Linked DNA regions of Homo sapiens: regions 2 and 3 are each linked to region 1. A link is a loop called in an ENCODE intact Hi-C map of the cell type or tissue named here. Cell type or tissue: gastrocnemius medialis. All regions are shown on one strand. Region 1 overlaps NBDY (negative regulator of P-body association). Region 2 holds the start of SPIN2B (spindlin family member 2B). Region 3 has its middle 50 kb from the start of SPIN3.

What was found. Hi-C counts contacts between places; a loop is a spot of excess contacts. Peaks named below come from ENCODE experiments on the same cell type or tissue, not always from the same donor. Only the 100,000 strongest peaks of a DNase experiment are listed, where the experiment ranks them.
Region 2: it touches region 1 in a loop (11-fold over the local background); 6 of 110 quality-filtered maps call a loop at or near these places.
Region 3: it touches region 1 in a loop (4-fold over the local background); 2 of 110 quality-filtered maps call a loop at or near these places.

Annotation. Positions count from the first base shown.
Region 1 is chrX:56,799,284-56,807,283 of GRCh38, forward strand. The region is part of intron 2 of NBDY (negative regulator of P-body association); the gene reads left to right. Among named protein-coding and RNA genes, the nearest start is that of NBDY, 74 kb to the left of the region's middle. RefSeq lists enhancers at 1,591-1,660, 4,160-4,299. In gastrocnemius medialis, CTCF peaks have their summits at 3,750 and 4,459 (motif pointing right); DNase peaks (open chromatin) are centred at 3,328, 3,768, 4,418 and 5,158; H3K4me3 peaks cover 1,258 bases; H3K27ac peaks cover 2,971 bases.
Region 2 is chrX:57,117,051-57,125,050 of GRCh38, forward strand. SPIN2B (spindlin family member 2B) reads right to left here and starts at 4,498. Exons shown (of 2, transcript NM_001006681.2): 1 at 4,188-4,498; 2 at 2,632-3,581. The coding sequence starts at 3,579. The coding sequence ends at 2,803. It also overlaps a transcript of FAAH2 not described here. RefSeq lists an enhancer at 244-1,443 and a silencer at 4,666-4,785. In gastrocnemius medialis, a CTCF peak has its summit at 4,372; a DNase peak (open chromatin) is centred at 4,501; H3K4me3 peaks cover 1,653 bases; H3K27ac peaks cover 1,616 bases.
Region 3 is chrX:56,941,733-56,949,732 of GRCh38, forward strand. No RefSeq gene overlaps it. Among named protein-coding and RNA genes, the nearest start is that of SPIN3, 50 kb to the right of the region's middle. In gastrocnemius medialis, no CTCF peak of the experiment used is centred here; a DNase peak (open chromatin) is centred at 4,649; H3K27ac peaks cover 2,275 bases.

The sequences.
Region 1 (8,000 bases):
AGGGTGCCCCTGTCCCTGCGTGGCCCCAGCCAAGGGCACCCCTGAACTCTCCACAAAAGAGACCAGAGCAAATGGCCCCAGTCTCGGCAGTCAGTGAACAGTGGTTTCTCTTAAACCCATTTCAAGATGGGGAAGCTCCGCCCACTGGGCTGACTGGTCTTGGGGCTGCCAGACTGTTCTGTCCCCGGGCCTCTAGCTTAGCTGCTTCTTCATGGAGTTCCAATGGCAGGTACACTTCCTTAAGGGCTCTGAACCCCAGTGGGGGAAACCCTGGCTTGGGCCTAGTCTACCCAGCCTGGCACATCCTCGCTGATATCTGTGACTGGAAGAAGGCAAGTGTCCTTGTAGTCTGTTGTCAAGAAACACCTTCCGCCGGATGGCACTGTGACTCCACAAATGGCAATCACCCCTTTTCCTTCCTCCACTTTGCCTTTCTCTCCTTCCTTTTGCTGCCAACCAAACAAAACAAACACACACAAAAAAAACAAAGAAACAAAGAAACTGCCCAAGCAGCACCCACCTCATCTTCAACAGGGCTCCCCACCTATGTGGTTACTTTGGGGAAACTTGCAACAGTAGGAGTGATGTCTGCCTCTCCTACCCTCTGGATTCTTCTCTGGGCAGGGGGTCCCAGTAATCCAGAGGAGCCTATCCTCAAGAAATGCTATGCTTTTGCTGTGGATTTGTAGCACCGGGGGCAGTGTGAGGGGGTAAAGGGGGAGGGGTGTGTGGGTGTTTAGGCCTGTGTGTGGGCCGCTGCAGATTCTTCTATGAATCTGCACAGGTCTCCTCAGAAGGAGACTGGTGCCTGCCTAGGGAAAACATAGGAAGAAAAGAATGCAGGAAGATCTGGACTGTGTCCTTAGGGGTGGCAAGGTGACTTTGAGTGTCAGAAATCCTCATTTGTAATATTTAACTCCCATCTCATCTAACTTTTTTCCTGTCTTCATCTGTGCTTCTATATGTTCTCAGGCACATACATGCATCCCCACCAATACTCACTAAAAGGTGTCTGCCCAGGCACCTGTGCTCACACTCAGATCCCCACATCTAGGTAACTCTCAATGGGAAGGGTTCTTCAGCTTCCCGGTTTTCTCTTATTCATTTTTGTTCTCCCTTTCTGTCTGGCTTCCCAGTATTTGCTGGTGGAGTGTGTGGGATGGTGTGGGGGTGGGGGCAGTGTGGAGCAGCGCAGTCTCTTGGCTCCACTGGCCTCTGTGTGGACCCAGTACAAACCCTGGCCTAAGGGTCTGATGCTTTTCTCTGGTAGGTGACTCTTCTTGTACGAAGGCACAAGAGGCCATTTGGGCAGCCACCTTTCCACCTGGGATATCCTGCATTTCAGTTCACTCTCAACCTCATTGCTCACCCTGATTCTTTGTGTACTTTTGGAGTTTTTCTTCCTTCACTTTTTTCTTCTTCACTCTTTACTTTTCATCAATTTCTGGTTTAGGGAGTTCAGGATCAGCCTGCAAAAGCAGGGTCGGGTGGGCACAGGAATGTCCTTAGGGAGAGTAAGCCTACTTTTCCTAAGGAAATCAGAAGGACCCGGGCTGAACCCTGGGGGTGTAAGCAGCATCCCCCTCCCCTATCTGCCTTCTGTCAGTGTTGCCATAGGTGGCTCATTACCTCCTTTCTCTGGTATCCATTTCCTCCCCGTTTTACATCTCTCCTCCCACCCATTTCCGGGGTACTTCCCTACCCAGGCCTTGTAGATTAGAAGCCCGTGGCCCCTTGCAGTGCGCTGATGACATCTGGAGGGCATGGCTCAGCCTGCACCTCTGTCCTCTGTAGCTTCTCTAGGCCTACTTGTAGATCAAAGCCCTTGATACCACTCGGAAAAGAACCCATCAACAAGAAGCTTCTTGGTGTTGTGTCCTTTCACCGGGACATCACAGGTTTCTCTTTGCCTCTTGTTGTGTATGCCACCATGCAGTGAGGCACCCCTGAACTAGGTCCTTCAGGACAGCTGCTGTGGCGTGAAGCTGCCACTTCTTGTTCTTATTGTCTTTCTGGTTCTTCTTCCTCTTCCTCCTCCTCCTCTTTTTTCTTTTTCTTTTTCTTCTACTCCTTCTCCTTCTCCTTCTCATTTTTCTCTTCTTTCTTCTCTTTTTCCTTTCACTTTTGGCTCTTGGCGGGTCAAGCATTATACTGAGACTGCTTCTTCCTCTGCTCCTGGTGATGCAGGATGCCCCTTTGCAGAACAAAAGTGAGAAAGGCCTCATTTGTTCTTAAAGGAGCAGATATGAAGGTCACCAGTTCAGTCCCTCTGGTGTTCCACAAAGGCGCCAATGTGTTACTTTTCATGAAATGTCACCATGAACCCACCCCTTAACCTGTTCCTCATGGCTCACCATTCTTTCCCATTCTCTTTGTGGATGCTCTAAATGTGTAATCCTGAGCCAGCAGGAGCCTTGGCAAGTTGTCCCCCTTTGTCTTTTCTTTCAATCCAGCCATGTGAACACAACGATCCAGATTTCAGTGTGTATAGGCAGGCTGTCTCTCCCACGTGCCCATTTGCCCACTCTCACTCACACAGGCAGGCACCCAGAGACCACAGACACAGACACAACCACATGGACTCACAGGGAAACCCCGACAACCACAAATATAATCACAAACACACATGCACAGGGAGATACACACACAGACACAAAGACATACACTAACACATGCACACTCACAAACTCATAGACACACACACACACACACACACACACACACACACACACAAATCCTCACACAGGCCCAGGGGTGCGGGCTCAAGCATTCACCCACACAGACGCACACACACATGTGTCGCCATAGCCACCAGACTGCCCACGAACTCTCCCATAAAGGCTCTCAGTCGGCCACAGGCAATGGGCTATGGGTGAGGATTCCTGGCTCCAGGCCTGGGTCATTATGCTGTTGATTGGGCACCTAAGGCCTTCTCCTGAGAATGAATGCGGGAAGTCTGTTATCAGATAAGCCCCAGCAGCCAGTGTGAAACTGGAGCCTCCTGGGTCAACCTGCTTAAAAAGGGACCACACCTTGGGTAGAGGCAGACAGTCCCCTTGGGACCCTTGGCCCTCTGTGATGCCATGGGAATCTGTGTTGCGTGGTGGCCTTCCCCAGTTCCCCTAAGCCACCCTCATGTCACCCCTCCCCCCCACCCCATGTGAAAGCCAGGACAGCCTGCACAGAGTCAGACTTCAGTCAGTTGCTGAGTATCCCCTCTGAGGGAGATTCCTGCCACACGCCCTGTGACTGCCTGTTGAGCTGTTCGCTCATTTTGGTGACCTCCATGTGCCAGCCCAAGGTGGTAAACTCTATCTGGAGCTCCAGGCTTTGGGAGAACCACCAGTCCTGCAGCAAAACCTTGGGTAATTCAGCTGGGTGACCAGCACCTTGTCCTGGGGCGGCAGCCCCATGATCCCAGTCTTCCTGTGGTTTCCCAGTGGCCATGATTATGTATCATTTGTCTTCTATTTTTCTGCATGAGCATGAGCCATGAAACCTGGAGAGGGCCAAAGGAAAAGCAAAGGCTGGCGGCATAAAGAGGATTTCCGCAGTGTCTCCTGCCTACTGGTCCTAGGTCGTAGGGTCCCTTAAGTTTGGTGGTCAACCTGAGACCAGGTGGCTGGCTCCTTTTTATCCTCCCTGTCTTTTTTTTGTTTCTCTTTCCCTTTTCTTTTTTTCACATTGGAAAGGGTGGAGGCCGTCGGATTGGAGGGGCAGGGTTAAGCTTGTAGTTGGCCTTTGTAGAGCCATAGTGCCATCGAGCGGAATCTGTTTCTGGAAACTGGAGGCAGCTGGGCATGAGTGCTGGAGAAATCCCAGGAGCACGAAAGAGATGGTGGCGGTGTGGGGCCCCCAGGCTGAAGCTGGACGAGAGAGGAACTCCTGGCTGGCCCTTTGCCCTTGCTCATTACCAGGATGGCACCCGGGCTCCACAGCCCTCTCCGAAAAAAGGGCAGGAAGGGGCGGCCCTCCATGGGTTCCCCTGGCCATCTCCAGGAATTGCCGGGCAGGAGTCGTCCCGCCCACAGCACCCCACAGCTCCTTGGTTCACTGGGAGGATAGGGGACCTCTGGCCCCAGCGTGATTCCAGGCAAGGGCACCCCAGAACTCCCCACAAAAGAGACCAGTGTAAACGACCCCAGTCTCGGCCGTCAGTAGTCAGTGGCTTCCCTTAAGCCCACCTCAAGATGGCTGCCAGGGCACCTCCGCACTCTGGACTGACTGGTCTTGGGGCTGCCTGGCTGCTCTGTCCCTGGGCCTCTAGATTAGCTGCTTCTCCGTGGGGTCCAAATGGCAGGCACACTTCCTTCAAAGGTTTAAAACCGCGATGGGGGAAACTCTGGCTTAGTCAGAGTCCACCCAGCCCGACATATTCTCGCTGAAGTCTGTGCCTGTCAGAAGGCAAGTATCCCTGCAGCCGGTCGTGTTCAGAAACAACTGCCGCTGGATGGCAGTGTGGCTCCAGAAATGGCAGTCACTTATTTCCCTTGCTTTTCTCTTTCTCCTTTTGCTTCCAACAAAACAAAACAAAACAAAAAGAAAAGAAAGAAAGAAAGAAACCGGCCAAGGAGCGCTCACCTCATCTACAGCAGGACTCCCCACCTACATGGTCTCTTTGGGGAAACCTGCAACATGCGAAAGGCTCTCTGCCTCCCTCCTTCCCTCTGGATTCCTCTCTGGGCAGGGGTCCCAGTGAGCCAGAGGAGCCTATCCTCAAGAAATCCCACCCTTGGGGCTGTGGCATGGTGGGGATAGGTCGCACTGGGGGCAATGTGAAGGGGTATGGGGGAGGGGTGTGTGAGTGCATGGGCCTGCTTGTAGGCCACTGCTGATTACTTCTCTGAATTTGCACAAGCCTCCTAAGGAGACCAGGCTGCCTGCTTGTGAGCACTACGCTTGTAAATAGGGAACACACTGTTTCTTGGGGAAGGGACAAAAGCTTGGATCAAAAGCACCCAGGTCCAACAGGCATCCATAGATTGTTGACCCTTCTAGCAGAAGAAGGTCGGGCCAGGTGTCTGTCAGGATGAGACTCGACAGATTGGACACCTGTCCCAGGCCTTCAGCTACTTTTCTCACTGGAGCCCAGGCACTCATCCATGCCCAAGAGTAGGAGGGGTATTCTGGGTGGCTTCCACAGGCGGCTCTCCTAGAGAAAGCCACTTGGCATAGCTGATGGAGCATGTGTGCTCACTGAATGTGATGGCTCACCAGTTAATTCCCCGGGCATCTTAGTCATTCTGCCAAATACATGGGTAGCCAGGCCCCAGCCATGCTCACTTTCGCCTGGGCCTCCTCTGTGTTCCTGTGCTGGGCATGGAAGTGAAGGTTGAGGCTGGCGTGTCTTTGCAGATGGTGAGGTGGCTGTTCCTTGGTTTGATACCGAGCACTCTGGGCTCCTCAAGCTGAATTCTATTGCTTGTCAGATTATTCAGCCTGGAAAATGGATGAGACAGTGGAGGACAAATTGTGCCACCCCTTTTGGGTCTCCAGGCAGAAATGGGAAAGCCATGCATGGGTCCTTCATACAGAACACTTGTTGAGATGCAAAGCTGTGGCCTCATTGCTCTAAAGGTTGCATGTCTTACCCATGCCTCTCAGTGACTGGAGAGCAGCATGGAACACAACCATCTCAGAATATTGCAAATGTTTTCTTTCTTCGCTTGTTACAAGTCTTCCTGGATGTGTAGGCTGCACTGGGAACGTGCAGAGCTTTAGAGGAGAGAAAATTCACCCTACAGGTTATGATTCCCACACTCAGAGGGGTATGACCTACTCTCACGAACGTCAGTTTCATGCATGGGCTTGCACTCTCAGGGCATTCCAGGAAGAAGGGCAACAGTACCATGGAACAGGAATCACTCCCTTTCTGTCACTTGTCAACAAATGTGGATCCTTTTCTCATGTGTAGTAATCACCATGGGGGCACCTCCAGTGCCTGCATAAGGAAAATGCAAGAAGAAAGGAATGCAGGAAGATCTGGACAGAGTTCTTCGGGGTGGCATTGGGAGTCTGAATGTCAGAGGTCCTCATTTTTAACATTTAACTCCCATCACATCTCACCTTTTTCCTGTCTTTATCTGTGCTTCCATACATCCTCAGGCACATACATGTATCCTCACCCATAGTCACTCAAAAGTGTAGGCCCAGGCACCTCCCGTAAAACCTGGATCCCATTGTCTAGACAACTCTAACTGGGCAGGGTTCCTCAGCTTCCAGGTTCTCTTTTGTTCATCTTTCTTGTCCCTATCTGTGTGGCTTTCCAATATTTGCTGGCAGAGGATGCAGGATGGGGTGGTGGTGGGGGCAGTGGGGACCAGGGCAGCCTCCAGGCTTGCCAGGCCTCTGTGCCAATGTGGTGCAGACCTGGGACTAAGGGGCTGACTCTCTTGGCTGATGGCTCTTCCTCCTCTGTGAGGCCACAGGAGGCCACTTGGGCTACTACCTGTCTACTTGGTACACTCTGCATTCCAATTCACTCTCATCCTCATTGCTCACTCTAATTCTTTGTGTACTTTTGGAGTTTTTCTCCCTTCACTTTTTTTTTATTATACTTAAAGTTCTGGGGTACATGTGCAGAACACGCAGGTTTGTTACATAGATATAGACGTGCCATGGTGGTTTGCTGAACCCATCAACTCGTCACCTACATTAGGTATTTCTCTTAATGCTATCCCTCCCCTAGCTCCCCACCCCATGACAGGCCCCGGTGTGTGATGTTCCCCTCCCTGTGTCCATGTGTTCTCATTGTTCAACTCCCACTTATGAGTGAGAACATGTGGTGTTTGGTTTTCTGTTCTTCTGTTAGTTTGCTGAGAATGATGGTATCCAGCTTCATCCATGTCTCTGCAAAGGACATGAACTCATCCATTTTATGGCTGCATAGTATTCCATGATGTATATGGGCCACATTTTCTTTATCCATCTTATCATTGATGGGCATTTGGGTTGGTTCCAAGTCTTTGCTTTTGTGAACAGTCCCGCAGTAAACATATGTGTGCATGTCTCTTTAGAGTAGAATGATTTATAATCCTTTGGGTATGTACCCAGTAATAAGATTGATGAGTCAAATGGTATTTTTAGTTCTAGATGCTTGAAGAATTGCCACACTGTCTTCCAGAGTGGTTGAACTAATTGACACTCCCACCAACAGTGTAAAAGCATTCTTATTTCTCCACATCCTCTTCAGCATCTGTTATTTTCTGACTTTTTAATGATCACCATTGTAACGGGCATGAAATGGTATCTCATTCTGGTTTTGATTTGCATTTCTCTAAAGCCCAGTGATGATGAGCTTTTTTATATGTTCATTGGCTGCATAAATGTCTTCTCTTGAGAAGTCTCTGCTCATATCTTTCGCCCACTTTTTGATGGGGTTGTTTTTTTCTTGTAAATTGGTTTAAGTTCTTTGTAGATTCTGGATATTAGCCCTTTGTCAGATGGGTAGATTGCAAAGAGTTTCTCCCATTCTGTAGGTTGCCTTTTCACTCTGATGATAGTTTCTTTTGCTGTACAGAAGCTCTTTAGTTTAATTATATCCCATTTGTCTATTTTGGCTTTTGTTGCCATTGCTTTTGGTGTTTTAGTCATGAAGTCTTTGCCCACGCCTGTATTCTGAATGGTATTGCCTAGGTTTTCTTCTAGGTTTTTTATGGTTTTAGGTTTTAGGTTTAAGTCTTTAATCCATCTTGAGTTAATTTTTGTATAAAGTGTAAGGAAGGGTTCCAGTTTCACCTTTCTGCATATGGCTAGCCAGTTTTCCCAGCACCATTTATTAAATAGAAAATCCTTCCCCATGGCTTGTTATTGCCAGGTTCATCAAATATTAGGTGGCTGTAGATGTGTGGTGTTATTTCTGAGGCCTCCATTCTGTTCCATTGGTTTATATATCTGTTTTGGTACCAGTATCATGCTGTTTTGGTTACTGTAGCCTTGTAGTGTAGTTTGAAGTTAGGCAGCGTGATGCTTCCAGCTTTGTTCTCTTTGCTTAGGATTGT
Region 2 (8,000 bases), 320 kb after region 1:
ATGGATGGCTCTGCATCACACTCAATGTAAAAGCCAAATTGCATTTTGAAACCTACAGGGCTATAAGCTGTCTGCCTCTCTCCCTCATCCCCATTACATCTCTGAAACCACCTCCTGCTTTTCTCTGCCTTGTTCACTCAGCTCCAGACATGATAACATCCTCCTTGCTCCTCAAACATGCCAGGCCTAAACCTGTCTTGGGGCCTCAGCACGTGCTGTCCCTCCATCTGGAATGCTCCTTCCCCAGACAGCTACAGGGTCAGTTCTCCCATTGCCTTCAGGTGAGACTCAAAAGCCAAGTTCTCAGTGAGGCCTTCCCTGGATACCTTGTCTATCTAGTTTCAGCTTCCCTCCTGAAATTTTCTATCCCAATTCCTTGCTTTATGTTTTTCTATTTAACACTAGACACTATGAAAATACATTATAATTGCTTACTTATTTTGGCTACTGTCTGTCCCCCACACTAAAATGAAACCTCCATGAGGATAAGAATTTTAGTTTGCTTTTTTGTTCATTATTACATTATCAGTATCTGTGCCTAGAAGAGTGCCTGGCAGAGAGCCCACCTGAAGTAAGTATTTGTGGGGTAAAGATAAAACAAGTAAATTAAAAAGCAAATGGGATCAAAGCAAGTCAAAGGGGCAGTTTTTCCAGGGTGTGGCCCCAGTTACAAGTGCAAACGCTTCCAGGGAACGACTGTGCATTTTATTAGAGTAAAGCAGGCCAGCTGGGGGTGTGGCCAACTGGAGAGGGTATTCGGAGTCTAAACTGGACTGAGACCTACCTAAGGCCCAGCTGCATGTATCCTTTTTGGAATGAGGGCCCTGATCCTCACATTTTTGTTGTTGTTGTCATTCTGTTTCAATTTCAGGAGATGCCAGAGACATAAATTTTCATCGTGTGAAATCTCTCAAATGTCTAAAGTACCTAATTAAAAATAGAAAACAATAAAAACACAAAGATGAAAATAACCTGGCAGCTGTCTGAGACTGGTTCCTGGGCACCTTGCTGGATTTTGTTGGACGAAATTGTGTGATGTACACAAGAAAATTAATCCTTGCTACGGTGAGGTAGGCTTGCCTTGTGTAATTCTTGAGGCAGTCAGCCTCAGGCCATGTTGGGTGGAGAGAATAAACTCTATTTACCACCTTCTTTCAACTCCTGGAAGCTCCTTGCATCTCCCACTATGCATGGAGTTAGGGTAACCTGGGCAGCAGGGAGTCACCAGCACTCTTTCTTGGGGTCAGAGGTATAATTTAGTGAACGGTGTGGTTGCAGAAAGCAGTGAGAGGGTTTTCAGATGGGCTACAGGAGAAAGACTTGGGAAAGGCAAGGAGGGGAGGAAGAGAAAGACACAGATCTATCTTTGCATCAGACACCATAGTTCTGAGGGACTTTTTGTGGGTTGCTGCTCCCTCTCCCCACCAGCCTTGACCCTTTTTTGTGACATTATACAGCTGAATGAGTTAGTTATACCAAGTCACAACTCCCAGCCCAACTGCCCCATGGCATCTGCCTCACCTGGAAACAAAGAGCTGACCAGAATTCCATCACAGGTCTCTGTGAGCTGGGGTAGGCAAGACTGGCCAACAGGTGCCTGTGAGGGGTCTGCAGACACCAGCTTTGTGGGGAAGGTCTAACCAGAATGTGGATTCTTGGGACAGCAGGCCTCTTTTAGTGGATTATTTGTCGGAACCACCTGTGGTTTCAGGCAGCTGCTGAAAGAAGTGTGGACAGTCAGGAACTCCCCATAACCTGGAGAGAAACACTAGGCTCAATCTTCTGATGCCCCTCGTCTCTAGATAGAAAACAAACATTCCAGCAGAAGGAACCGGTGTGATGAGACTGCTGTACCTGAGTTCAGTAAGGTTCCATTTTTTTCTGGGTAAAGTACTTTCCAAATGCAAGATGGCACATCTCTTAAGTTCTGACCCACTAACCCATCCTCTACCAATATTGTTTATCTAGCGCAGGACAAATGTGAGGAGGCAGCCCGCAGCCCAGCACATGTGGGGAACCGTGTTAGTGTGTTCAGGCTGAGGGTTGGGGTTCTGCTGGGTAGGAGCGTCCTGAACTCCCTGAAACAGGAAAAGCCTTACGGGTATAAACTTTCCTCCTGATTAACCTTACTGAGTCATCCTTGTCAGAATGCCCTTCTAGGGAACCTCCAATGTATCTGGCATCTTTGACAGATGCCACTTCCTTTGTGCATAGAGCCAGGAAGAGCAATGTGGACACTACCAGAAGTCCAACATTTTCCTGGGCCTTCCGATCTCTCATGGGCCCCACACCCCACAACTCTTTTCCTGTATTCCCAATCCCTCTGTCAGTCTTTCTTCTTTGAACTCCTTCTTCCTCAGTGGCCCTCTTCTTCTAACCTCTCTAACACTCTAACCCACATAGCCTCTTCCATTGAGTATCCTTTATCCTCTCCACAGACCCTGTCAGGTTGATCCTTCTCCTCTTTACTCTGGACCTCTTCTAAGGTTCTTTGTGTTCCTCTCTACTCAATTTATTCTGTGTATTTTCCTCTAAGCCACAAGCTCTCTGATAGCTGTTCCTTCTTTTCATGCCCCATTCACCAAACACACCCGATCTTTTCAACAAGACAAAGGGCTTACACACAGCATGTCATGTACACACAAGTTTGTATTTTTTAGAGCAAAACAACAGTTAATGCTGGCAAAGATGTTTAGTTATCAGGGATTCCATAAGCTTTCAATACACTGAAAGGCAACATTTTTTGCATGTCTACAAATTATACATTTGTTTCCACACATGTGCCAAATTTTACCCTAACAGTTAGGACTTTTTCACCAAATCGTAGACATAGATATGGAAATCATCATCAAACTTGATGAAATACACAGAGGGTTTGGCTTCCACTTGGTGAATGACCATGCCGATCCTTTTGGAGCCATCTTCTTTGGTATATTCCACATGCTTACCTATTAGGCCATCTACAACTCCTCCTGGCTCCCTCTCTGTTGGAGGAGACTCACTGGATTCTGGCATGATGCGGAGGTCACCTTCCTTATAATCATCTAGAAGCTGGTACATGTACAAGACAGGATCTTTCTCATAGGTAATATAAAACCAGGCTTTCATGATAGGTGCTTGAGCTAAGACCATCCCCCTCCATTCATCCTTAGAACCATGCTCTCCCTCAAACATATGTTCCACTGCTTTGCCAATTATGGTATTTGCAAGGTTGGCATCACTAATGTGAGATGATGCCACCCTGTCAGAAAGAATTTTAAGAGACAAAACCCTTTCATCTCTGTGAAGTTCCAGTCCATAGACACAGTCAATTCCATCATATTTCACCAGATAAAGAGAGGGATTTATAGGCACCTGATCCAGAACGGTTCCTTTCCACTGCGTGATGGGCTCATCTCCTTCCTTCCATCCATGAGAAATTCTGCAGCCCACGATGTTCCTGCGGGGCTGGGATGAAGGTCGGCCTCTCTGCTTCTTTTGGGAGACTTTTTTCTTTGTCATGTTTGCAGACCCAGTGGCCCGTCCTGCAGCTGCCCTGGTTTGTTGCCCTTCGGCTTCCTGTGCGTTGGGGGTCTTCATGCCTGCTGGGGGAGGAGAGAGGATAGAGAGACACACCCAGTGTGCCACAAGGCAAACTTTTCCCTATAGCCATGTCTGGATGTAGTCTGCGCTAGTGCCTAAGTTTCCCCTAGGAGCCTGGAAGCAATGCTGGAAATCCTGGCTGCATGCCCGCAGTGCTCTCCCTCTTAAGTTCCTTTGGGCTGTGGGGAAGGGCTGGGGTGGTGCAGTAGAGCTGTCTGGGGTTAGGAACTCTGCAGAAGTGGCTGGGCCACCTCCTCCTAGCTCAGAGCCCACTGCCCTCCCGGAACCCCTTGCTACCACTGGCGTCCACTTCCAATCCCCTTGCAAAGAGGCCTTGACCGGCACCCACTGCCCTCCTTCCCTGAGCGTCCCAGCTGCTGTCCACAACACCCCCTGCCTACCCTAACCACTTCTCTGGTACCCACCGCCCTTGCTTCCCGGCGCTCACCTTCAAATCCTTGTCTGGCTCCCGTTCCTACCCCCTTTTCATGTTGCTCACCGCACTCCCCCACCCCACCCTTGCCTGGCGCCCAACTCCACCCCATGTCTCCTGCTGGATTCCTTCCCATCCCCCTCTCCATTCTGGCGCCCACTAATGGCCTTGCCCTGCCTGGCGTCCACCGCCGGGGATCGCGGGCCTCACGTGCCCAAATCGGACACCTCGCTGCTGCCTCCGCTACGAGCCTGTGGCGAAGGAGGGTCAGCAGGCGACCGGCCGAGTGAATGCTTGCAAGAGCGGGGAGGGTAGGATCCGTAGATGAGGAGCGTGTCTAGGAGGGCGGCGAGACAGGCAAAGAGGAAGGCAGCGGCGTCCCCACCGCTTGGCTCGCTAGCCCTCCGCCTCCCTGCTGGCGGTGGCGGCCCCTCAGCCACATCGGGATTCCACCAGTCCCTGCTGTCGCCGCGGCAGTCTCCTCCCTCTTTCCGTAGCGCAGCTTCCTGCCCAGAGAGAGGCCTCCTCTTCCTGTCAAACACCCGGCTCTCCTCTCCACCAGGCTCCCACGCCCACCACACAGCCTGTAGCCCCGGCGGAGCTATGGGCTCTGACTCCGCCTCTTTCCAAATCCGGAGTAGTTCGTGCCACAGTCGTCCTCGGAACCCTGTGGCCCCTTCCTCACCCGTTTCAGGGCCACTTGGTTCCCACCTCCACCTTCTTAGTCTGCCTGCCCTGCTTTCCATCTTCTTGGAATTCGCCTTGCTGCCGCCCCGCGCCCACCCCCGCGCCCACCCCTGCCCCTGCACCGTCCCATGCCCTTATGGATTTATTCTTTACACGTAAATATGTCTTTCCTCTTTTTGAAAGGATTTGGAGTTGGAACAGAGAAATTCACTATGGTAAGTCTGCCATTTTGACCCAGTCTCTACCTAATTTTTGCTGACTGATATTTCCTGGCATTTTTGTTTTTGTTTTCGAGGGATTTTTTTTTCCTTTTCTTTATTGCAAGATAATTGCATGTACAACGTGAACACTATCTACATTTTAGGAAATTAATATTAAGAGGAAAATCATCAACTGCAGTCCCATCTCCCATTTTTGAGGGCCTCACAGCAAAATATTAATGCTCATAGTTTTTTTTCCTTTTTCCTAAACTTTTGCAAAACTGGGATTTGTTTTTTATCTGCAATTCATGTCTATTAATTTTTCCAGGAAATTAGATGTTTTCTAATCGATTTTTTCATTCAACAAATATTTATTGAGCACCTGTTACATATCTTGCACTTGGTCCGTAAAACTCAATTTTAAAGTGATTTATAATTTGGCTTTTCTCCCAGTACTGGGCATTTGACATAATATTTCCACAATAACCAGTAATCAGATCTATGTATCGGAATAGAAAGCTTTGCAAAAAAATAACTTTATAAGAAATAATTAAAGTTATAGTTTTATAAATCAGTGGAGAAACGTTGGGTATTCTTTAAGGAATGTTGAAATAATTATTTAAATATTTTGAGAAAGGTTGTATACTAATGTTGTACCAGTATCAATATTTGATTTATTAAAAGGTAAAAAGCAGCAAAATAAAATTGAACAGAAAGCAAATGAACCAACCAAAAACTCTGTAAACAAAACAATGCTTAATGGTATCTTTCTTATTCAGATACTTATGGTATTTGAATGAGGGGATGAGTCGGATGTTAACAGAACAACTACACTTAATAAAATAACATCTACAAGGAAAAATAGAAGTAATAATAATCTCGATTCAACAGTCAAAGTATGAAAGAACATTAAAATATTACTTAATGTCATTGATCATGAAAAAGCTTCATATCTAGTGCTGATGCAAGTGAAAGTTTATACAATTTTTATGGAAAGCAATTTGCAGATATGTCATAGTTTCAGTGAGGGCTTTTTATTTTATTTTCATTTTTATTTTTTTAAATTATATTTTAAGTTCTAGGGTACATGTGCACAATGTGCAGGTTAGTTACATGTGTATACGTGTGCCATGTTGGTGTGCTGCACCCATTAACTCCTCATTTACATTAGGTATATCTCCTAATGCTATCCCTCTCCCCTACCCCCACCTCACAAGAGGCCCCATTGTGTGATGTTCCCCTTCCTGTGTCCATGTGTTCTCATTGTTCAATTCCCACCTATGAGTGAGAACATGCGGTGTTTGGTTTTTTGTCCTTGCGATAGTTTGCTGAGAATGATGGTTTCCAGCTTCATCCATGTCCCTACAAAGGACACGGACTCATCATTTTTTATGGCTGCATAGTATTCCATGGTGTATATGTGCCACATTTTCTTAATCCAGTCTATCATTGTTGGACATTTGGGTTGGTTCCAAGTCTTTGCTATTTTGAATAGTGCCGCAATAAACGTATGTGTGCATGTGTCTTTATAGCAGCATGACTTATAATCCTTTGGGTATATACCCAGTAATGGGATGGCTCGGTCAAATGGTATTTCTAATTCTAGAACCCTGAGGAATCGCCACGCTGACTTCCACAATGGTTCAACTAGTTTACAGTCCCACCAACAGTGTAAAAGTGTTCCTATTTCTCTACATCCTCTCCAGCACCTGTTGTTTCCTTACTTTTTAATGATCGCCATTCTAACAGGTGTGAGATGGTATCTCATTGTGGTTTTGATTTGCATTTCTCTGATGGCCAGTGATGAAGAGCATTTATTCATGTGTCTGTTGGCTGCATAAATGTCTTCTTTTGAGAAGTGTCTGTTCATATCCTTTGCCCACTTTTTGATGGGGTTGTTTGTTTTTTTCTTGTAAATTTGTTTGAGTTCATTGTAGATTCTGGATATTAGCCCTTTGTCAGGTGAGTAGATTGCAAAAACTTTCTCCCATTCTGTAGGTTGCCTGTTCACTCTGATGGTAGTTTCTTTTGCTGTGCAGAAGCTCTTTAGTTTAATTAGATCCCATTTGTCAATTTTGGCTTTTGTTGCCATTGCTTTTGGTGTTTTAGACATGAAGTCCTTTCCCATGCCTATGTCCTGAATGATATTGCCTAGGTTTTCTTCTAGGGTTTTTATGGTTTTAGGTCTAACGTTTAAGTCTTTAATCCATCTTGAATTAATTTTTGTATAAGGTGTAAGGAAGGGATCCAGTTTCAGCTTTCTACATATGGCTAGCCAGTTTTCCCAGCACCGTTTATTAAATAGGGAATCCTTTCCCCATTTCTTGTTTTTGTCAGGTTTGTCAAAGATCAGATAGTTGTAGATGTGTGGTGTTATTTCTGAGGGCTCTGTTCTGTTCCATTGGTCTATATCTCTGTTTTGGTACCAGTACCATGCTGTTTTGGTTAGTGTAGCCTTGTAGTATAGTTTGAAGTCAGGTAGCGTGATGCCTCCAGCTTTGTTCTTTTGGCTTAGGTTTGACTTGGCAATGCAGGCTCTTTTTTTGTTTCATATGAACTTTAAAGCAGTTTTTTCCAATTCTGTGAAGAATGTCATTGGTAGCTTAATGGGGAACGCATTGAATCTATAAATTACCTTGGGCAGTATGGCCATTTTCACGATATTGATTCTTCCTACCCATGAGCATGGAATGTTCTTCCATTTGTTTGTATCCTCTTTTATTTCCTTGTGCAGTGGTTTGTAGTTCTCCTTGAAGAGGCCCTTCACATCCCTTGTAAGTTGGATTCCTAGGTATTTTATTCTCTTTGAAGCAGTTGTGAATGAGAGTTCACTCATGATTTGGCTCCCTGTTTGTCTGTTATTGATGTATAAGAATGCTTGTGATTTTTGCACATTGATTTTGTATCCTGAGACTTGGCTGAAGTTGCTTATCAGCTTAAAGAGATTTTGGGCTGAGATGATGGGGTTTTCTAGATATACAATCATGTCATCTGCAAACAGGCATAATTTGACTTCCTCTTTTCCTAATTGAATACACTTCATTTCTTTCTCCTTCCTGATTGCCCTGGCCAGAACTTCCAACACTATGTTGAATAGA
Region 3 (8,000 bases), 140 kb after region 1:
TTGTTTTCTATTTGCTTGGTAGATCTTCCTCCATCCCTTTATTTTGAGCCTATGTGTGTCTGTGCATGTGAGATGGGTTTCCTGAATACAGCACACTGATGGGTCTTGACTCTTTATCCAATTTGCCAGTCTGTGTCTTTTAATTGGAGCATTTAGCCCATTTACATTTAAAGTTAATATTGTTATGTGTGAATTTTGTCCTGTCATTATGATGTTTGCTGGTTATTTTGTTCGTTAGTTGACGCAGTTTCTTCCTAGCCTTGATGGTCTTTACATTTTGGCATGTTTTTGCAGTGGCTGGTACTGGTTGTTCCTTTCCATGTTTAGTGCTTCATTCAGGAGCTCTTTTAGGGCAGGCCTGGTGGTGACGAAATCTCTCAGAATTTGCTTGTCTGTAAGGTATTTTATTTGTCCTTCACTTATGAAGCTTAGTTTGGATGGATATGAAATTCTGGGTTGAAAATTATTTTCTGTAAGTACGTTGAATATTGGTCCCCACTCTCTTCTGGCTCGTAGAGTTTCTGGCAAGAGATCTGCTGTTAGTCTGATGGGCTTCCCTTTGTGGGTAACCCGACCTTTCTCTCTGTCTGCCCTTAACATTTTTTCCTTCATTTTAACTTTGGTGAATCTGACATTATGTGTTTGGAGTTGCTCTTCTTGGGGAGTATCTTTGTGGCATTCTCTCATTGCGGTCTGACAACCTCACCCTCAGTTTCCCTTATCTACACATGCTTTTCCTGTCACTTCTATGCCTACTCCATCTCAGATGTCTACTCTTGAAACTTCAATGCAATGCTTATTACGCCAAAACAAAGAAACAAGTGAATTAGATGCATGAACTTACCCGGTCATGCTAGACCCACCTAACTTCCAAGGGGTACAAATGCATCAACATGTACCTCTTAATCTTACCTTTTTAAAAGAATTTAAGGATGCTTGTACTCAATATTGTCCTACTTCTCCTTAGTTAAAATGGTATTACAAACTTTTTATACTGAGGTCATTTTGCTTCCTTTAGACTGGGACCTTTTGGCAAAAGCTGTTCTAACCCCATCTCAGCATTTACAATTTCGTACCTGGTGGTCAGAAGAGGCCCATTTGCAGGCTCAGCTAAATCGGACTAATGACATTCTCATTACTCAGGCTCAGCTCACAGGCTTCAATAGTTTCTCTGATGCTTATGCCAAATTAAACTTTGATGCTCTTACCACGGAACAAGTAACAAAGGTGTGTATGAGAGCTTGGGATAAATTACGCACTCCAGGCCAAGCTCCTGTTTCTTTCACCACAGTTAAACAAGGTCACTCTGAATTATACCCTGATTTCTTAGCTAAATTACAAGATGCTGTTGAAAAATCTGTCTCTGATGAGCGCACTCAAGGTATTCTCCTTCGTTAGCTTTTGAAAATGCGAACCATGAGTGTAAAATGGCCATGCCTTCTGTCCAACGACAAAATTTACCTGATCAGGAGGTGTTGCCTGTATATATTAAAGCTTGTGAAGGCATTGGGTAAGACACCCACAAAGCTATTCTGTTGGCATGGGCCATGAAGGACACCAACCAAACTGGTCCCACTAATTCTTTTCTTGGAGCCTGCTATAATTGCTGTCAATTTGGTCATACTAGAAAAAACTGCACTGTTAAAAACTTAAAAGTGGCCAAGCTGGCTCAACAAACACGGCCAAATGCTGCTGCTACTGTTTGCCCATGTTGTCACAAAGGTAAACATTGGGCAAGTAATTGCTGCTCTAAGTATGATATAGATGGAAACCCCCTGCCACAATGGGGAGCGGGGCTGGTCCCAGGCCCCAATATCAAATGGGACACTTCAGACTCATACCAATGTTGTGTTTCCGCTTTGGGTGGTCCCAGTGCAGCCCCCAGGACAAAAAAGTTTACCTACAGCCAACCCAAATGGGTCCCAGCCTCTCCTTCTGTCTCAGTACAGTGCTTGTCCACCTCCACGGTAGGTGGCAGGACGGTCAATCTCTGTAGTATTATTCCTCTAAATTTTCTACTTAACTCTTTGCCTTTAATTGTCCCCACGGGGGTCACTGGCCCTTTACCTCAAGGTTCGGTGGGCCTGGTGTTAGGTAGGGCATCCACCTCTGCTAAAGGAATCACCATTCATACTGGTATCATTAATTCTGATTCCGTTGATGAGATTAAATTAGTCGTGTCTGCTAAGGTTCCTGTTTCCATTCTGGCTGGTGAGTCAATTGCTCGATTGCTTTTACTACCTAATATCATTTTAAACAAAGGAAATAAGACACGTGGCACTGGGATTGGCTCCAGTGGTGAAAAGGCCGCTTAGTGAATTAATATAATTTCTAAACAATGGCCCACCTGCACCATACACATACAAGGAAAAAAGTTTGAGGGCCTAGTACTGAGGCTGATGTTTCTGTTATTTCCTCTAGTTTATGGCCTTCCTCCTGGCTTAAACATCGTGCTAACATGGGACTAGTAGGTGTCAGAAAAGCTGAGGAAGTTTATGAGAGCACATTTATCTTGCCTTGCACTGGTCCTGATGGTCAAAAGGGTACAATTCAGCCCTATATCATGCCAATTCCCATTAATCTTTGGGGTAGAGATTTGCTGGCACAATGCAGGGCTGAAATTAATATTCCACATAACTCTCACAGTGCTTCCAGTCAGCATATGATAGAAAACATGGGGTTTGTTCCTGGACTCCGTCTCGGTCCAAAACATGAAGGGATTACTAAACCCCTCCCAATTACTGTAAAATAAGACAGGGCTGGTTTAGGTTATCCTTTTTAGTGGTGGCCACTGCCAAGCCTCCTGATCCTATCCCTTTACAATGGAAATCTGACACACCTGTTTGGATAGAGCAGTGGCCACTTTCTAAAGAAAAACTGGAGGCTTTAACTCACTTGGTTTCTGAACAGTTACAACTTGGAAATGTGGAACCTTCTCTTTCCCCCTGGAATTCTCCTGTGTTTCTAGTAAAAAAGAAATCAGGCAAGTGGCGGATGGTAACTGATTTCAGGGCCATTAATTAATTAATAATTAAACCTATGGGGGCCGTCCAATCCGGCATGCCTGCTCCTGCTTTAATACCTAAAAATTGGCCTCTCATAGTTATTTATCTTAAAGATTTTTTTCATATTGCTTTACATAAATCGGATTGTGAAAAATTTGCTTTTACTGTACCATCTATCAATAATCAGGAGCCTGCAGCTCATTATCAATGGAAAGTACTTCCTCAGGGAATGCTAAATAGCCCTACAATCTGCCAGCTTTTGTTGGGCAAGTGCTTTCACCAGTTCAAGCCCAATTTCCCCAGGCCTATATTCTTCATTGTATTGATGATATTTTAATGGCTGTCCCCACTGATAAAGAATTAATTGACTGTTATTAAAGTTTGAGCCACCATGTTACAGAGGCTGGATTACACATTGCTCAGGATAAAATTCGACTGACCACTCCTGTTCAATATTTAGGAATGGTGGTCAATAAACAACGTATTCAACCTCAAAAACTTCAAATTAGGAAAGATTCTCTGAAAACTTTAAATGACTTCCAAAAACTTTTGGGTAACATTAATTATTTAATACCTACTTTATGTATTCCGACCTATACACTGTCTAACTTGTTTTCTATGCTGCGGGGAGATTCCAATCTCCGCAGTCCCAGGACTTTGACCCCTGAGGCTTCACTAGAACTGCAATTCATAGAGGAAAGAATCCTGACCGCCCAGTTATCTAGAGTACAGCTGTTTCAGCCTTTTCAGCTTCTGGTTTTTGCTTCATTACACTCCCCTACTGGACTAATAGTTCAACATAATGACTTAGTGGAGTGGTGTTTTCTTCCTCATTCTGTGTCAACAACTTTGTTTATCTAGATCAAATGGCCACTCTAATTGGACAGGCACGGTGTAGAATACTTAAGATTTCCAGATTTGATCTGAATTTAATCGTAGTTCCTTTAAATCAGTCACCTTTCAACATTCAGTATTATGGCAAATTCACTTGGCTGATTTTATTGGCGTTATTGACAATCATTATCCAAAGAACAAATTGCTTGATTTTATAAAAATGACATCTTGGGTGGTCCCTCGATTAACCAAAGATCAGCCCATTCCTGAGGCCATTACGGTGTTCACTGATGGCTCCAGTAATGGCAATGATGGTTAGGTAGGTCCTACAGGCAAGCTTATTTCTACCCCTTATACCTCTGCTCAAAAGGCAGAGTTAATTGCTGTGATTACTGCCTTACAGGATTTCCCCAAACCTTTAAATATTGTCTCTGATTCTGCTTATGTTGTACATGCCACTAAAAATATAGAAACTGCTACTATCAAACATACTGATAATTCTGAATTGGCTTCTTTATTTTCAAGGTTACAACAGGCGGTTTGCCAACGTAGACACCCTTTCTATATCACACATATTAGATCTCATACCACTTTACCAGGACCCATGTCTGCTGGTAATCATGAAGTCAATGGTTTGGTCTCTTTTGCAACCCAAGAGGCTCAGGAGTTCCATAATCTCATTCATGTCAATGCTGCTGGATTAAAAGATAAATTTGCTCTTACCTGGAAACAGGCTAGCTTGTTGTTCACAGCTGCCCTCAGTGCCAAGTTTTTGTACTTCCAAATCAGGAACCTGGCATTAATCCCAGAGGCCTAACTCCTAACGCTTTATTGCAAATGGATGTGACTCATGTTAGCTCCTTTGGCAGACTGTCATATGTGCATGTCTCTGTACATACCTTCTCAGGTTTTATCTGGGCTACTTGCCAAACTGGGGAAGGCACGGCACATATTAAAAAAAATCTGTATTCTTGCTTTGCAGTTATGGGGCTTCCATATCAAATAAAGACAGGCAACACCCCTGGATATGTTAGTAAGGCTTTTGATTTATTTATGCAACAATGAGGACTTTCCCATATTACTGGAATCCCTTACAATCCTCAGGGACAGGCTGTGGTGGAACGGGCCAATCGCACTTTAAAAACCCAGTTGTCCAAACAGTCTGAACAACAAAAACATAATTTAACTACCACCCATTCCCAATTACATTTGGCATTGTGTACTTTAAATTTTTAAAATGTTCCTAAAGATAAAAATCTAACTGCAGCCAAAGGCCATTATACAGGCAAAAAATTCTCCCTAAACAAGGGCAAGCCCATGTTATGGAAAAACTCCCAAACCAATACCTGGGAACCTGGCACAATTATAACATGGGAAAGAGGATATGCTTGTGTTTCACCAGGAGATCATCAATCCCCTGTCTGGGTACCCACCAGGAGACTCAAGCTTTGGGTGAATACTGACAACGAAAACCACAGGGAAAAGACGTCCATGTCAGAGACTGCCCTCAGATGTGGTGAGATCTGTGCCAACTCCTTGGAAGTTGGCACACCAAATCACAATGGGTCTGATTCAATCCTCCCTGATGGGAATGGAGACCCATCTAACTAATGCCACTTCTCCTGATTACCTTTCTTTTTCTCCTTACAAACCTAAAAATCTGACCATTTCTATTAGCCTGAAAATAACATCCTTCTGTTCTTCTCGTCCTCCTTCAGCACCCAATCTCACTTACACTAGATTTTATTTAATGATTCTCCTCCTTATGCTTTCTGTCTCACCAGTTTCCTCTCATACTGATTTACCTGCTAAACGAAATTATTCTTATTGGGCTTATGTGCCTTTTCCTCCACGTATTCGACCTCTCACCTGGATGGATGCTCCTGTGGAAATCTACACTAACGATAGTGTGTGGATGCCTGGACCTAAAGAAGACCGCTGCCCTGCTCAACCAGGAGAAGGCACTGCATTTAATGTTACCATGGGTTATAAATACCCCCCTCTGTGCCTCGGATATGCACCTGGTTGTATCCAGGTAGAAACTCAAATCTGGGCTGCTTATCTTCTGGAGAGATCAGCTACCGAAGAACTGGGACATTTGGTCTCCAGCCTCTCCCTTTCTCCTTTAAAACAAATGAAAGGGGGAGTAATGGGAGATACCCCATACTTTCAATATAAACCTGCAGGAAAACCATGCCCTAAAAGTTTTGAGGGCCCATCTAAAACCTTAATTTGGGAAGATTGTGTTAACTCACATGCAGTAATATTAAGAAATGACTCATATGGTTTAGTAATAGTCTGAGCACCAAAGGGCTATTTAAAGAACAACTGCTCCTTTGGCGGAAGGGAATGCCTGGAGGCTACTTGTTTTCTTATCAGGAGAATGAGAATCATCATTCTACTTTTCATAGGAGGTTCAGCTCATTCCTTCCCTTAAAATGGGAAGATAAAGGCATTACTGGCCCCCACTCCCCGAGGCCTCATATGATAGCCCCATTTGGAGCCCAGAACACCCAGAACTTCGGAAATTGGCTACTGCCATATCTGGACTGCAATTATGGGTAGGGGAAACTATTCTGTCTGTTGTCCCTGCTACCGCCCCCATCTCTCAGTATCAACATAGATCCAGATATTCTGCTTTACTTACCTCCAACCTGACTGTTCTCATACAGAGTTGTGTTAAGCCTCCTTACATGCTGTTAGTGGGAAATATCAAAACTTGGACGAACAATCAAACTGTCCAATGCATTAATTGTCATTAATACACTTGTATTAACTCCCATTTTGACTCCAGGAAAAGTGTAATGTTGGTTCAAGCTCGAGAAGGAATCTGGATTCTGATAACTTTGCCCAGATCTTGGGAATCCTCCCACTCAATACATTTAATTAATGAAGTGTTACAGCAAATTCTAAAAAGATCTAAGAGATTTGTTTTCACTTTAATCGCTGTGATCATGGGCCTAATTACAGTCACTGCACTGGCCACCACTGCCAGAATGGCGTTACATCAATCTATTCAAATGGCTCATTTTGGTAATGATTGGCAAGCCAATTCCACCCCAATGTGGAATTCTCAACAAGGCATTGATCAAAAATTGGCTAATCAAATTAATGATTTAAAACAGTCTATTATTTGGCTTGGAGATCAGGTAGTGAGTCCTTTTTTTAAAATTGTATTGTTATTATACTTTAAGTTTCAGGGTACATATGCGCAACCTGCAGGCTTGTTACATATGTATACATGTGCCATGTTGGTGTGCTGCCCCCATTAACTCATTATTTAGCATTAGGTATATCTCCTAATGCTATCCCTCCCCCCTCCCACCACCCCACAACAGTCCCCGGTGTGTGACGTTCCTCTTCCTTTGTCCATGTATTCTCACTGTTCAATTCCCACCTATGAGTGAGAACATGCAGTGTTTGGTTTTTTATCCTTGTGATAGTTTGCTGAGAATGATGGTTTCCAGTTTCATCCATGTCCCTACAAAGGACATGAACTCACCATTTTTAATGGCTGCATAGTATTCCATGGTGTATATGTGCCACATTTTCTTAATCCAGTCTATCATTGTTGGACATTTGGGTTGGTTCCAAGTCTTTGCTATTGTGAATAGTGCCACAATAAACACACGTGTGCATGTGTCTTTATAGCAGCATGATTTATAATCCTTTGGGTATATACCCAGTAATGGGATGGCTGGGTCAAATGGTATTTCTACTTCTAGATCCCTGGGGAAATTCCACACTAACTTCCACAATGGTTGAACTAGTTTACAGTCCCACCAACAGTGTAAAAGTGTTCCTATTTCTCCACATCCTCTCCAGCACCTGTTGTTTCCTGACTTTTTAATGATTGCCATTCTAACTGGTGTGAGATGGTATCTCATTGTGGTTTTGATTTGCATTTCTCTGATGGCCAGTGATGATGAGCATTGTTTCATGTGTCTTTTGGCTGCATAAATGTCTTCTTTTGAGAAGTGTCTGTTCATATCCTTCACCCACTTTTGGATGGGGTTGTTTTTTTCTTGTAAATTTGTTTGAGTTCATTGTAGATTCTGGATATTAGCTCTTTGTCAGATGAGTAGGTTGCAAAAATTTTCTCCCATTCTGTAGGTTGCCTGTTCACTCTGATGGTAGTTTCTTTTGCTGTGAAGACGCTCT